Linked DNA regions of Homo sapiens: region 1 is linked to region 2. Evidence: chromatin loops called from intact Hi-C (ENCODE). Cell type or tissue: K562. All regions are shown on one strand.

Region 1 (5,000 bases), 82 kb after region 2:
ACAACCTGCTCCTGAATGGCTACTGGGTAAATAACGAAATTAAGGCAGAAATAAATAAGTTCTTTGAAACCAATGAGAACAGAGACACAACATAACAGAATCTCTGGGACACAGCTAAAGCAGTGTTTAGAGGGAAATTTACACCACTAAATGCCCACAGAAGAAAGCAGGAAAGATCTAAAATCAACACCCTACCATCTCAATTAAAAGAACTGGAGAAGCAAGAGCAAACAAGTTCAAGAGCTAGCAGAAGGCAATAAATAACTAAGATCAGAGCAGAACTGAAGGAGATAGAAACACAAAAAACTGTTCAAAAAATAAATGAATCCAGGAGCTGGTTTTTTGAAAAGATTAACAAAATAGATAGACTGCTAGCCAGACTAATAAAGAAGAAAAGAGAGAAGAATCAAATAGACACGGTAAGAAATGATAAAGGGGATATCACCAACCACTGAACCCACAGTACCATCAGAGAATACTATAAACACCTCTATGCAAATAAACTAGAAAATCTAGAAGAAATGGATAAATTCCTGGACACATACACCCTCCCAAGACTAAACCAGAAAGAAGTCGAATCTCTGAATAGACCAATAACAACTTCTGAAATTGAGGCAGCAATTAATAGCCTACCAACGAAAAGAAGCCAAGGACCAGACAGATTCAGAGCCAAATTCTACCCGAGGTACAAAGAGGAGCTGATACCATTCCTTCTGAAACTATTTTAAACAACAGAAAAAGAGCAACTCCTCCCTAGCTCATTTTATGAGGCCAGCATCATCCTGATACCAAAACCTGGCAGAGACACACCAAAAAAAGAAAATTTCAGGCCAATATCCCTGATGCACATCGATGAGAAAATTCTCAATAAAATACTGGCAAACTGAATCCAGCAGCACATCAAAAAGCTTATCCACCATGATCAAGACAGCTTCATCCCTGGGATGCAATGCTGGTTCAACATAGAAGAAAACCTAGGCAATACCATTCAGGACATAGGCATGGGCAAAGACTTCATCACTAAAACACCAAAAGCAATGGCAACAAAAGCCAAAATTGACAAGTGGGATCTAGTTAAGCTAAAGAGCTTCTGCACAGCAAAAGAAACTATCATCAGAGTGAACAGGCAACCTACGGAATGGGAGAAAAGTTTTGCAATTTATCCATCTGACAAAGGGCTAATATCCGGAATCTACAAAGAACTTACACAAATTTACAAGAAAAAAAAAAACAACCCCATCAAAAAGTGGGCAAAGGATATGAACAGACACTTCTCAAAAGAAGACATTTATGTGGCCAACAAACATATGAAAAAAAGCTCATCATCACTGGTCATTAGAGAAATGCAAATCAAAACCACAATGAGATACCATCTAATGCCAGTTAGAATGGCGATCATTAAAAAGTGAGCAAACAAAAGATGCTGGAGAGGATGTGGAGAAATAGGAATGCTTTTACACTGTTGGTGGGAGTGTAAATTAGTCCAACCATTGTGGAAGAAATACCATTTGACCCAGCAATCCCATTACTGGGTATATACCCAAAGGATTATAAATCATTCTGCTATAAAGACACATGCACACATAGTTTATTGCAGCACTATTCACAATACCAAAGACTTGGAACCAACCTAAATGCCAATCAATGATAGACTGGATAAAGAAAATGTGGCACATATACACCGTGGAATACTATGCAGCCATAAAAAAGGATGAGTTCATGTCCTTTGCAGGGGCATGGATGAAGCTGGAAACCATCATTCTCAGCAAACTAACACAGGAAAAGAAAACCAAACACTGCATGTTCCCACTCATAAGTGGGAGTTGAACAGTGATAACACATAGACACAGGGAGGGGAACATCACACACTGGGGCCTGTCAGGGGATGGGGCTAGGGGAGGGATAGCATTAGGAGAAATACCTAATGAAGATGACGGGTTGATGGGTGCAGCAAACCACCATGGAATGTGTATATCTATGTAACAAATCTGCACACTCTGCACATGTATCCCAGAACTTAAAGTATAATTTTAAAATAATAATAAAATAAATAAATAGCCAGGCGCAGTGGCTCACACCTGTAATTCCAACACTTTGGGAGCCCGAAGCAGGAGAATCACCTGAGGTCAGGAGTTCGAGACCAGCCTGGCCAATGTGGTAAAACCCTGTCTCTACTAAAAATACAAAAAATTAGCCAGGTGTGTTGGTGCACACCTGTAATCCCAACTACTCAGGAGGCTGAGGCAGGAGAATCACTTGAACCCAGGAGAGGGAGGATGCAGTGAGCCGATATCGCGCCACTGCACTCCAGCCTGGGCGACAGAGCAAGACTCCGTCTCAAAAAAATAATAATAAAGAAATGTGGAAAGGCTAAGATAAGAGCCTATCACTCAAACCAGAGGGACTTGGTCTATAATGAATGGCAGTGTGTGAAGTCCAAGATTTCAGTCTGGTCTGATTCAGCTTACAAGTATTGTGTTAGACTGCTTCCATACTTGGGTCAGTCCCTGTGTGCAGGAAACCCACCGAAAGTTTTCACCTCTCAGGAAGATGGCTATGGTTTCAATATTTACATATTTTACTTAATTTTCATCCCTCTTTCAAGTAATAGATGCTAGAACCTACCAAGATGCCATGATTGTGATTTGTGTCACAGTCTGCCAACCTAGCCAATGCTCTCTGAGAGATGCTAAGCCTATAATGGAAGCAGGAGAACAAAAACCTTCTGCTCATTCATCATTGGTGGTTGAGGTCAGGTCAATGAATCAGTGCACACTTAGATCCAGGATTGACAATGAAAGAGGATGTGGACACAGTTAGGGGTCCAATTTAATCCATCGTCATCATGCTGTGTGCCTACAAAACACTCCAACCGTTCCACAAATAGGGCAGCCCAGGGCCCCAAGGCCCAATCTCCATCCTCTAGGAGACTGCAACCTACAGATGCAAAATAGATTTTCTTTAAAATGTCATTCGAATGCCTCCTTTCCCTTCTTAATATTTCAAGATTCCAAAGGAGATGAGGCAGTGCCTTTTGCAGTGTTTCAGAGGTTGTCAGTAATTCCCTGCACCTTATTAATTCCTGATGATAAGCCTGCTGCAATGGTGAGGCTTCAGGTGTGTCCTTCAAGAATGATGGAGGTAAGATGGTGGTCCAGGCCAAAGACAGAGACCAAAGGGAATGGCTGGACCAAGAAGACCCAGTGATGACTTTCAACAGCCACCACGTTGAATTCTTATCCAATTTCTTTACCCATCTGCTCAGAAGATACAAGAACACTGTGCCCTATCTTCCAACTTCTGTCTAGGTTTTACTGGCTCAGTGCTATCACTCAGTAATATCAATGCTTCCTATGTGCCGGACAGTTTCCTGGGTTTCTTAAATGTCTATAATTCTTATCCTGAAAGTTTGGCCAGATTACCAGCCTTATCTTGTGTATAAGAAAACTGAGGCACAAAAGTGTGGCTGATAAGTGGAGATGGAATTGAAACCCACACTTCTTGGGCTTCCTGGCCCTCGTGTTTGACTATGATGCAATGGTGCTTCCCAGAAGACAAAACCTAAAACGGTTTGATGCAATCTGGCAGTGGCAGCCCTGTTGTCAGAGACTCAAAACTAACTCTTCCTCCTCTCCAATCTTATCTTCCATCTGTAACACAAGCAACAGAGGAAGCAGAAAAGATAGTGAGTCTGCCGAGCATAAAGTAGAAATGAGGTTGTGTGCTTCAACAGAAACTTGAGGATAAAGGTCCTTTGGGTCACTTCATATTCCAGATACACCAGGAGAGACTTCTCCAGACTCAGTGAACTTGACCATGAAACGGTGGGAGGCTAAGGTCCATGGTCTAAAATTATCACCCAGGGGGCTCCAGACCACAAAGAGAAAGCATGCCTCCCTCCTGCTGCCACCCCAAGGAGCGGCAAGAGAGTGAAAGATGCTGTGAGTCTGTTTCCTGTCACTAATTGTAACTCCAGACTCCCATGGATGCCTATGAGAAGAGGATCTCGTGCAGAAGAAAAAAAAAAAAAGGTGGGTGTCATAACTTCAACAATGTGAGAAAAAGCAAAACAGATCGCAGGAGCCTGCAAGAACAGAATGTAAGAGAACGTGAAATGTTCATGGTTTCAGTCGCATATACAAATTATGAACCAGTTGGGATTCACCAGAAATGTTTTGTGGGCCAACTTTTCAATGCAATGCTTTGCTCAGTCTGGAGAAGTGTGAAGAACTGGCAGCTGACTTACGGTGGCTTGTTTTGAGTGTAAGTCTGGGTTCATCCCAGCAGCTTACATCTCCAGGGCCCTCCAACAACCAGCTGAGTCAGCAACTGCAACCACAAGCCTCCCCATGGAGAAGTTTGTCACTAGAGACACCACACTCGAGTACACCATATTGCAGCTTCCGAAGAAAAGCCCTAGGGTACTCCTCTCCAAATGCCCACAGGATGACTTTACAAAGCCGTTGCAACCAGCCCACACCTATGTCCCCTTCCTGAGTTCCTAGATTTGTACTAGACACATAGTGAGGGCACCCAGTGTTGGGTGCTAAGAACTCTGCCACCAACTTTCACAAGATTAGCTTGTTAACTTCACAACTAACACAGCAAGAATAGGAAGATGACTCAACTGTGGCACAGATAGGGTAGCTGGCTTGCTACCATGTTGTAAGTAATACAGCTAGGATCCAATTCGCTTCACAACGCAGACGAGGGTCTGCTCTGCACAGCAGCAGACACTGTGTTTATCCCAAGATTGCTAAGACATTGCCATGATCTTTGAGGAACTGACAGTCTACTGGAGTGTGCCTCATCTCACGGGTTTCAATCCAGATTTTTCTGCCACCTTTTAAAATACCATAACTACTCCCAAACACTTTATTGTCTGTATTTCATTTTGTGCTTAGCACAGACTATCCAGAAAGGTGTTTATCTTCCTATGTATATGGGCCATATTTCTACCAGGATTTTAAGCTTTTTTATTTTTTTGAGATGAAGTCTCG
Region 2 (5,000 bases):
AAAAGTTCCTTTGAAGATCTCAGAAAACATTAAGGCAATACTGGCTGGTCTTTGATTGACCACAAGCACCCACAGGCTTCACATCATTTTTGGCATCTCTTTCCCCAGTGAGATGCTGCAGGCACAAAACATGGAACCAAGGAACTATGCTGAGCTAAGGCAGTTCCCCTTTTCTTTTAGATACATTTCTTTCAAATATTCTATTATCATTAAAAGACAGGACACAGGAACAGATCTGTATCTGTCTCCAAACCTAACTAAGGGTTGTAACAAATTTTCCACAGGCATTTTAATTGATCTTTCCATGAAATGTAAAGGCAAGGTATCTATTAGTTCCTTTCCTTTCATTTAGCAGTAAAATATTAGATAGGCAAGAGAAAAGGATGCGAAGCAATAAAAGATAGCAAGGAAACAGTCAGATTTTAATACATGGAATTAGGATGACTTGTAGTTTTATATTGCCAGGCTTTAAGAGAATTACCATATAATGATGGATATTTGGGGAAATCACCAGGATATGAAATTAATTTCTCAGCCTGGAACTTTAATTTGGCACATGAAGAATTAATACATAATTAAAACCAAATATCCTTTATTAGCCATAATTCTCCCCAGCAAAAATTATTTTGTTCGCCCACCCAGCAACCCTCATCTCCACTCTGAGGTGCTGATTCATGACATGGTGTCATCACTTGCCTTTATTTTTAAACTGAAAGAACTAATGTAATTAAACCCAATTTCATCTGTTGCTCGTAACTACAGAATCAAGTCAATAATTAAAAATAAGATTGGGAGATCCCTGCCCTACTAGACTTAGTTAAAAATATTTTCACAAGGAAGTATTTTATACCAGGATAAAGAAGAAAAGATTTAAGGATACAATCACCAACTTGTAAAAATGCATTTCAGTCTTTCAAGGGTAACTTTTCCTGCACAGAATACACACTTTTATGCCTCCATGTTTCAGATGCAACTGTTCCCTCATGCCCAGAACTCCTCATCCCCACACTTTTTTGTTAACTACATATCTCATTTTTTAAAGGCCAGTCCAGATGCTTCCTCCTTCCTAGGAATTCCTATATCACCACATAGCAGGTCATTCTTTCTAGTTCCCACTCTTACCCTTCTGTCACTGGTCATGCACTAAGCCTAGGCATTGGAGAAAAGTAATTTGGGTGTGATGCATTCATGAAGAGCTGATGGGCAGGTACTTTATATTATAAGCCAGAGAAGAAAGGCAGGTAAATGCTGCCTTAACATCATAAAGCCAGGTCATTCCTGAGAAATATTAGGAAGAAATGTTTCAAATATTTTAATTAATATGAAAATATTAATAATCAATATTGAAATATGAATTTCTTGTTTAAATGTGGAAGAAAATATCAAATATCTGATGAAGAGGTATCAATAATCAGGCTCTGGGAGGAAGCAGCTGCCAAACCAAGTAAAAATCCCTTATGATTTCCCTCCTGCCCTCAACGCTGACCCATTTACAGGATCCTCCTCACCTCTTTGCTCAGCAATGCCAATAGAGCAGAGGGGAAGAAGAAGCCTGGCATCCATCAGACAATGGAAGCAGAGAAATCAACAAAATTAATGAAGAGAATATGTGGATTGAGATTCATATACATGAGAGGATGGAAGAGAAATTCATGAAACATCCCAAGATAGAATCAGGACAACAAAAGGGCACCGAGAACACCTACAGGGAATAAGTTAAAGAGAAAATAAAAAGGGGAAGAAAGGAGTAAGGAACAGAGGAGTGTCTGTGCGGGACAGCCCTCCAAGGGAGGAAGCATCCAAGACAAGGAAGGTTAAATACCCTCACCATGGTCATCTCACTGGTCTCCTCCCTTAGGGTCACTGAGCAGCAAGGAGTATAAGTCACGGAAAAGGACTCTGCAAGACAACCAGGAAAACTAACTCCCCTACCCCTCCAAGCCCCACCCCCCGCCCAAAAAAGCGCTGCTCTTGGTTTGCACTTCTGTTTGACATTGATGACATTTTACTGTGCTTAGGTATTTACTTGTCTCTCTCTCCAAACTTATAGAAGAAATCGTGTTTCTCTTTTCCTCTGGTGTCAGACCCAGCCCTCTGCCCATTGTAGTTATTTGTAGTGAACACTGTGAATTGCCCACCAGTGTCCACTGCTTGCTTTTTTCGTTCTAGTGGAACCCTCACTTTGTTCAGGTAACACTCTTTCCAACTCCAATGGGACCATCCATGGGGTATAGGCCAGGCTTTAGGACTGAGTTTATTTTTTGTCTTTTTAATGACATAAATTCATCAATGGTGCTAGCTTGGATACTCATGCCCTAAATTACAGGTCTGGAGGTATTCAGCACCTCCTCTCCCTGAAATAAAGTTTAATTATTCCAGCTATAGTGATTGTTCCCCAGACAAAAATGCTTACTCATGACAGAGCTCAACAGTTACTGAGTCATGCACACACCCACCTCCAAGCCTGCCATGTTTCCTCATGTATTTGTCTCTTTGCCTCTTCTTCCCTTTCTGTGCCCTGGTCTCTTTATCTTGAGGGTTTTCTCTCGTCCACCTCTCTCTATCTTCTGCTGCTGTCTCCATTTTGCTATTCCTTCTCCTCCACTCAATTTTCTTTTTTGTTTCCTATTTCACCAGAATATTAAATGTAATTATTTATATATTTATTTGTGTTAATAAAGCTTTAGCTAATATCTGGTTTTTTTAAAGCAAGCGAGTTGAGCATTTTAATCTCTTTTTTGAAAACTCAATAAAATTGCTTTCTTTTATTTAAAAACTTCTCAATTGATTTTTACCTGAAGAGTCAGAAATACTCTATAGAAAAATAATTTCTTCAAAAGAAATATATCCCTTGAATTAATATCCAGAATACATAAGGAACTCAAAAAACTCAATAGCAGAAAAATAATAATAATAATCCAACTTTTAAAATGAGCAAAAGACCTTAATAAATATTTCTCAAAAAAAAAAAAAAAAAAGACATACAGATGGCCAACCTGGTATATGAAAAAATGCTCAACATCACTAATCATTAGGGAAATGCAAATCAAAACCACAATGAGATATGATCTTTCTCTAGTTAGAATGGCTATTATCAAAAAGACAAAAGATAACAAGTGTTGGCAAGCATGTGGAGAAAAGGGAACCCTTACACATTGTCGGTGAGAATAAAATTAGTACAACCAATATGGAAAACAGTATAGAGGTTTCTCAAAAAGTTAAAAATTGAAATATCATATGATCCACCAATCTCACTACTGGGTATATATCTAAAGGAAATGATATCAGTATGTTGAAGAGACATCTGCACTCCCATGTTTATTGTACCACTATTCACAATAGCCAATAAATAAAATCAGCATAACTGTTCATCAACAGATGAATAAAGAAAACAGCATATGTATATACACAATGGAATACTAATCAGCCATAAAAAAAGAATAAAATCCTCTCATTCACAACAATATGGATGAACCTGGAAAACAGTATGTTAAGTGAAATAAGCTAGGCACAGACAAATACTGCAGGATTTCAGTCATATGTAGAATCTAACAAAAAAATGATCTTACAGAAACAGAACAGTGGATACCACAGATTGGGAAAGGTAGAAAGAAGGGGGAAATGGGGAGAGATTGACTGGTCAATGGATACAAAGCTACAGCTAGATAGAATAAGTTCTGGTGTCCCATTGCACCATGACTATAGTTAACAATAATGTTTTGAATGTTTCTATATAGCTGGAAGAGAGGATTTTGAATGTTCTCACCACAAAGAAATAATAAATGTTTGAGGTGATAGATATGCTGATTACCCTCATTTGATAATTACATGACATATACATGTACATGAAATCCATCAACCTTGGCAGAAATGCCAGCAATTTTTCTGTTATTTTATATAGGTATATGGTGTGCAAGAAAAGTTATCTAATGTATCTGCGCTTATTATTAAAAATTCATTTTAAAAGATAAATACAGTGGTATAAACTGTACAATTATCCTTTAAGCAACCTCTTTCCACTGGGATAATCAGGAAGCTCCTCATTTACAACTAGAAAGTAGGAGTCCTGGCCCCTGTCTGTGCACAGAAGATTTTAAAGAAGTCATGAGAGTTTTAGAATCTAGCCTAAGGGACACATTAAATTTCCATTGTTCTTAAAGTGGCCAAAATAATATGCATTTTTAAACAACTTCCTGACTCAAAGAGCAGTTTTAAAGTGTGAAATCTGTAGACTAACAGGCTCCTTTTCTGAGAGGACAAACCTCCTAGTTACAGATAGTAAGTATACCCTCTCCTTGATGAAAATAAGGCCATCTTTCAAAGTAACTAGATTGATTTTTTAATCAGTTCCGCCAATCAAAAATGACCCTTACTATTCATTTAGGGATATGATGAAAACCTAGTAAAACCTCACACGTGACTCACTTTAGCCAGAAGCCTAATTAAAAGTCAGATTCCTTCTTCCTTACTCAGCCTCCACTAAATCATAACAATCAGGCCTGTGATGGTCGTCCCTGACCATACAGTACAGGTCGTGCCAAATTAGGTTGAATAATAATGGTAACTATTTATTGAATGGCAAATGCTTTATATGAATTCTCTCTAATATCCACAATAATGGTGAAGGGTAGAAATTTGTATCTCTATTTTATAAATGAGAGTACAGAAACCTGAAAATGTATAAATTGTTCAAGTACAGAATGCCAGGAGGGGAGAAAGCTGGGAATTAAACCAAATGTCCTAACTCCAAAATCCCGGTACCTCTTAAAGCCTCAGTCTCCTAACTTATCTATAAACTATATTTAGTTAAATAGGGTTATTGTTAAAATTTAAGGGAATAAACTACCTAGAATGTTTAGCACAGGGTTGGCACATAGCAAGTATCAATAAATGTTAGCTATAATTACCGCAGAGTCAAAATTAGCTTCACTCTGGTACTTACTCATGTATTTTGGCTTTCTGGGAAAACACAGGATAATTCTCATATGGCAACGAAGCCC

Evidence for each region. A loop is a pair of places that touch in the nucleus more often than their neighbours do. Peaks named below come from ENCODE experiments on the same cell type or tissue, not always from the same donor. Only the 100,000 strongest peaks of a DNase experiment are listed, where the experiment ranks them.
Region 1: a loop joins it to region 2, with 2.7 times the contacts of the local background. A loop is called at or near these places in 1 of 110 quality-filtered maps.

Annotation. Positions count from the first base shown.
Region 1 is chr18:965,789-970,788 of GRCh38, reverse strand. The region is part of intron 1 of LOC107985165 (a long non-coding RNA gene); the gene reads right to left. Among named protein-coding and RNA genes, the nearest start is that of LINC01904, 40 kb to the right of the region's middle. In K562, no CTCF peak of the experiment used is centred here; a DNase peak (open chromatin) is centred at 2,428.
Region 2 is chr18:1,047,645-1,052,644 of GRCh38, reverse strand. LOC107985165 (a long non-coding RNA gene) reads right to left here. Exons shown (of 3, transcript XR_001753317.1): 2 at 2,457-2,625. Among named protein-coding and RNA genes, the nearest start is that of LINC01904, 120 kb to the right of the region's middle. In K562, no CTCF peak of the experiment used is centred here; a DNase peak (open chromatin) is centred at 2,464.